Linked DNA regions of Homo sapiens: region 1 is linked to region 2. The links are chromatin loops, found by intact Hi-C in ENCODE. Cell type or tissue: mammary epithelial cell. All regions are shown on one strand. Links, peaks and the distances in the headings refer to the core of each region. The heading gives the core; the rest is flanking DNA. Region 1 has its middle 29 kb from the start of MILR1. Region 2 overlaps TEX2 (testis expressed 2).

Evidence for each region. A loop is a pair of places that touch in the nucleus more often than their neighbours do. Peaks named below come from ENCODE experiments on the same cell type or tissue, not always from the same donor. Only the 100,000 strongest peaks of a DNase experiment are listed, where the experiment ranks them.
Region 1: a loop joins it to region 2, with 6 times the contacts of the local background. A loop is called at or near these places in 9 of 110 quality-filtered maps.

The regions. Positions count from the first base shown.
Region 1 is chr17:64,419,042-64,421,852 of GRCh38, forward strand. No RefSeq gene overlaps it. Among named protein-coding and RNA genes, the nearest start is that of MILR1, 29 kb to the right of the region's middle. In mammary epithelial cell, for the core only: a CTCF peak has its summit at 1,327 (motif pointing right); a DNase peak (open chromatin) is centred at 1,330.
Region 2 is chr17:64,147,820-64,150,630 of GRCh38, forward strand. TEX2 (testis expressed 2) reads right to left here. Exons shown (of 12, transcript NM_001288732.2): 12 at 1-1,272. The coding sequence ends at 1,150. Among named protein-coding and RNA genes, the nearest start is that of SNORA50C, 2.9 kb to the left of the region's middle. In mammary epithelial cell, for the core only: a CTCF peak has its summit at 1,004; no DNase peak of the experiment used is centred there.

The DNA of each region.
Region 1 (2,811 bases), core at 82-2,581, 270 kb after region 2:
CAAGTGATTCTCGTGCCTCAGCCTCCCAAGTACCTGGGATTACAGGGGTGCACCACCATGCCTAGCTAACTTTTTGTATTTTTAGTAGAGACGGGGTTTTACCATGTTGCCCAAGCTGGTCTCAAACTCCTGGCCTCAAGTCGATCCACCCGCCTCAGCTTCCCAAGGTGCTGGGATTACAGGCGAGAGCCACTGCACCTGGCCACCCCCAACACCTTTAAAATAGCTTTGGACGCTCCCAGTGCTTATTTCACTTTTACATTGTTATTTCTAATACAGACATACTATTGATATTAAAAAGTACATAAAATATGTAATGCAGAAATAGTACATTGAAAATATATAAAGTAGGCCAGGCATGGTGTCTCATGCCTGGAATCCCAGCACTCTGGGAGGCCAAGGAGGGAGGATCGCTTGAGTTCAGGAGACCAGCCTGGGCAACACGGCAAGACCTCGTCTCCACAAATAAAAAAAATTAGCCAGGTGTGATGATGAAGTATGCCTTTAGTCCCAGCTACTGGGGAGGCTGAGGCAGGAGGATCACCTGAGCCATGGAGGTCGAGGCTACAGTGCTCACCGCAAGTTTTTTGCCCCCAAAAAACTTGCGTTTCAGCCCAAACACCATTCCCATTGAGTAGCAAGCAACTTTGAGCAAATATCTCAGCTTCTCCCTCTGTAAATTCCAACAGTAAGGCTCTTCTAGCACTATGTACAAACAAGTATTTTCAGCCTTCCTACAAAGAGACAGACTACCTTTATAGTTACAGTTTCCTTTTTATTTATTTATTTATTTTTGACAGGGTCTTGTTCTGTTGCCCAGGCTGCAGTGCAGTGGTGTGACCACGCCTCACTACAGCCTTGAGCTCCGGGGCTCAAGCACTCCTCCTGCCTCAGCCTCCCCAGTAGCTGGGACCACAGGCATGCCCCACCATATCTGACTAGTTTTTAAATTATTTGTAGAGATGAGGACTTGCCATGTTGACCAGGCTGGGTTTTTTCATGTGTGAAACAGAACACGTCACAGGGTCATTATGAGAATGGAGTCAGCTGGCCCATCTAATGAACTGACCTTTAACCAGGAGGTACTCAGTAAGTGCTAGATTCTTCTCTTTGGAACTTGAAAGACCAGAGGAGAGCCCAGCAAACTCAGAGAAGCAGGAAAGACCATTCATAGGATGTTGTTCCTGGGTGCTGATGCCCCACAATTGGGGCTAGTCCACTCCTGGGATGGCCAGCAAAACTCACTTATTCAGAGCTGTGGACTGACAGAGCAAGAATCAGGAGAAATAGATGGGTTTCGTCTGACCTGCTAACCTTCCACTAGATGGCGTCATTGTCAAGTGTCTGTAATTTCAAAAGCTCTAGGGAGGAAACTGACTGCCCATTAACTGTTTATGCCTTAACACTTTATTTTTATTTTCGCTTGTTTTTCTTTTGAGTCACTTGAAATTAAATTTAAAAAGTTGAGGCCAGGCGCAGTGGCTCACTCCTGTAATCCCAGCACTTTGGGAGGCTAGTGTGGAAGGATCACGTGAGCCCAGGAATTCAAGACCAGCCTGAGCAATACAGTGACACCTTGACTCTACAATAAATACAAAAAATTAGCCAGGTGTGGTGGTGCGCACCTGTAGGCTCATCTACTCAGGAGGCTGAGGTGGGAGGATCACCTCAGCCTGGGAGATGGAGGTTACAGTGAGCCAAGATCACACCACTGCACTCCAGCCTGGGCTACAGAGCAAGACCCTGTCTCAAACAAACAAGCAAACAAGCAAAACAAACAAACAAGAAACAAGTTCACTCAGGTCAGCTGATGTAGTCTTCCCAGAATCCTCAGCACCCCCTTCCCTGAAGGGGGTCTGGAGGTCCACTGGCATCACTTTGGGACCTAGGGAGTGCAGCATTCTCCCAGGCGGCAGCCCAGGCCATTCCGGATACAAGACAGCAAGACAGAGTCACCAGAGCCCTTACTTGTCCCCTGTCCCTACAAGGAAACCCAAAGCCTTCCTTCCTTCCTTGTGCTCAGCCTGTGGTAAACACCCAGATTTTCTGGAATCGTCTTCTCTCCACTAACAAAATCTTGACAAATCATCTCTTAGGATAGGTCACTTCTGCTGGCAGCTAAGGGCCTACCCAGATCCTTATTGGCTTTGGTTTAAAAGGGTAATTTCAGCTGGGCATGGTGGTGTACCCCTGTAATCCCAGCATTTTGGGAGGCTGATGTGGGAGGATCGCTTGAGCTCAGGAGTTCAAGACCAGCCTGGGAAATATAGCAAGACCTCATCTCTACTAAAATTAAAAAAAAAAAAAAAAATCAGCCGGGCATGGTGGCAAGCACCCGTAATCCCAGCTACTCGGGGAGGTGAGGCGGGAGCTTGATCCTTTAACCCTGTGACCATGTCAGGGTACTTTCTCTTGGCTTCTGCCATCTGAAGGGTGGGAATTTTGGAGGTTCATATCATATTTAGCTCTAAAAATTAACTTGAGCAGCTAAAAGCCTTTGCAAGCTCGAAATTGACTGCTTTAGGCTCCTTCTGGGAAGAGTACTAGAAATTGCCCGGCACCCTAGCTAAGTGGCTAAGGCCTTATCTTTTTTTTCACAGTGGTGGCCTCGGTTCAATTCCCGGCTTAGGGAATAAGTGCTTTCTGGTTTGCTGTCTGTGTGACTTTTGCCAGTTATTAATTATCTTCCCTACCATGAACAACTTCTGACTTCCCATCTTGAATTTTCCTTTCTCTGAGCTACATTTGGCGATTCTAGATCTTGTAACAACTGCTTACCACCTCTTTGAAAATACCACACACACCAGGCAC
Region 2 (2,811 bases), core at 40-2,539:
GTTATCAAAAGTTACCCAAGGTAATTTTGACGTTGAATGCAGCTTTAAACAATAAAAAAATGGTATTAGGTTTACTTCTCGAAGCAAAGAGAGCCCCCAACCTTGTAAACTAAACATTCTGACACAAATGCACAAAATTAAGTTGGCAACATTAATTTTGAGATGTAGTGTGATGCTGAGCAAACTTTTGGTCTTGACTCTTGAAATAATTAAAGAGAGCAGTTCTCCGTTTTGGCCTTCAGGAAGGGAAATCTGCCCATGGAACTCTCCCAATCAGATTAACAAACTGTTTCGATTCCCATATAAACCTGGAGGACACAGGAAACGCCAGATGGAAAAACTGGCTCTGGCTTTCTAACCCCATCCCATCTGTATGAGAGGACCCATCCTGTCATGTGCAGTGTTTGATGTTTTCACATACGCTCCTGTCTCAGGAAAACATTCAAGATTAGCTAGCCCCCAGGTGGTTGTACCTCATTGGTGAAAGGCTTGGGATGGTTTGATCTCATGGCTTTGCCTGATGTTCACATAAATCCCACTGTCCTTACCCAAGCTGATAGCGTGTTGTGTGTGTACTATGGCTACTTGCTTCCCAAATGCACAATTTAATGTGGAAAATAAGTTGCTCTGCCCATCTCTTCTGTCACCGAAATGAAAAGGCTCACAGAATTCCTCTCCCCACCCTCCAGACACATTGCACACTGACATTCTCTGGAAGTGTGGAAGGCCGCATACAAAGTATAGAAGTGAAAAAGTCCACTGTGCACCGGCTGCCTGAAGAAAAGCTTTGGAGGAGTAGAGGAGGCAAGTTGTTCAGCTTTGCTCTTACTGTGCTCATTTGCTGCCACAAACATGGGTAGACTTTTAAAAGCCATGGTGTGGGTCACGTATAACTTCTGGATCCACCATGATTCTTCCATGGTCTCCTTTGCCAAATCAAAGCTTTGCAGCAGGCAATCCAGACAGTTGTCACTAGATGCAGGGAATGACACCTCACAGTGGAATGGGCACTGGCAGGCAGAGGGCAGAAGCAGTCCTTTAAGAAACAGTAGCTGTGGCACAGAGGCCAGTGCTACAGTACAGATGGCGGCCAAGAACCCCACACATCCAGCTCGATGTCACAATATGGGGAACATCTGACATCACCCATCATGGCTGATCAGCAGCCTCCACAGGTGGGTCTTTCAGGAGGCAGGAAGTAGAGCGAGGGTCCATGGCTGAGTGCATTATAGTGATATAAACATCATCCATGTTTGGCATGACAAAAACTTTCTGTAGGAAGATATTAAAGAACAGCTATGTGGAAGAATGCCTTGCCAGGCTGTCACCCTCCTTTGTTCTGATAATTTTAGGGCTTAGACTGATTTTTAAAAGTACATATAAAAACTTGCTATGCATTCCAAACTAATTCTCCCACCATACATACTTTAGAAAGAGTTGAGGAATCATACCAGCGCATGGATACGAGAATCCTCTAATATATCAGCTCGGAGGCAGAAGTGGCCTTTGATTTTGTATACATATAATAAGGTTGCCCATATGCACTGATATATATCCAACAATTTAAGAGAATTGGCTTAAGCTGTTCACAGTAGTTCCCAGTTACTATGTCTAGAACACATATTCCATGTGAATTATCCTTTTATTAATAAATCCTAGCGATAAAATGTAAGCTAATGGCCAGGTGCGATGGTTCACGCCTGTAATCCCAGTACTTTGGGAGGCCAAGGCAGGCAGATCATCTGAGGTCCAGAGTTCAAGACCAGCCTGGCCAACATGGTGAAACCCTGTCTCAACTAAAAATACCAAAAAATTAGGCCAGGCATGGTAGCTCACACCTGTAATCCCAGCACTTTGGGAGGCCGAGGTGGGCAGATCACGAGGTTAGGAGATCGAGACCATCCTGGCTAATACAGTGAAACCCCCATCTCTACTAAAAATACAAAAAATTAGCTGGGTGTGGTGGCGGGTGCCTGTAGTCCCAGCTACTCGGGAGGCTGAGGCATGAGAATGGTGTGAACCTGGGGGACGGAGTTTGCAGTGAGCCGAGATGGCGCCATTGCACTCCAGCCTGGGCGACACAGCAAGACTCTGTCTTAAAAAAAAAAAAAAAAAAAAGAAAGAAAAAGGGAAAAATAAAAGGCATGATGTTCTTTCCCCTCAGTAGGTTCAAAGTACTTTTCTATTTGGTGATGACATTAAGCTTTTTCAGAAATTGGTTATCAGTTATGTTTAATCTCTAGTTTTTAAATAAGAGGATTTTTTTAAGGCAGTAACTCAAAATATACCACTGCAAAAAGAATGTAGGTCTTCTTCAAAAGGTGAATTTCATTAAAAGTAAATAGTTTGCTAATCCATAAAACCCCGACAGACAACTGTGCTTCAAATATCTGATAAAAGTTTGATGGAAATAGCTCATCCTAGGGCCTCAGCTATACTGCTATTACCTTTGGTGGCCAAATGCAGAAAGAAAAGCTGAGAGAGTAAGCTCTGGCTTAATGAACTCCCAGACTACACTAGAAGCTACCCAGGGGAGGGAGAGGCCAGATTCATCTTTGGACTCCCAGGGCAGGTGGTACCTGGCACACAGAAGGGTTTCCAGGAATGTTTGTTGAACTGAACAAACTGAGCAAGGTGAACAGCACACAAGAACAGGGGGCAGCCTCCCTGCCCACAGGCCGGGTGCTAAGAGTTGGGCAAGGCCAGGCCTTGCATAAGAGAAAACAAAGCCTGACAGTCCTGGCAGGCTTGCTGGGAAAAGACATCATCATTTTGCTCTGACCCAAATCTTTTGGGTTTCCTCTGAAGATG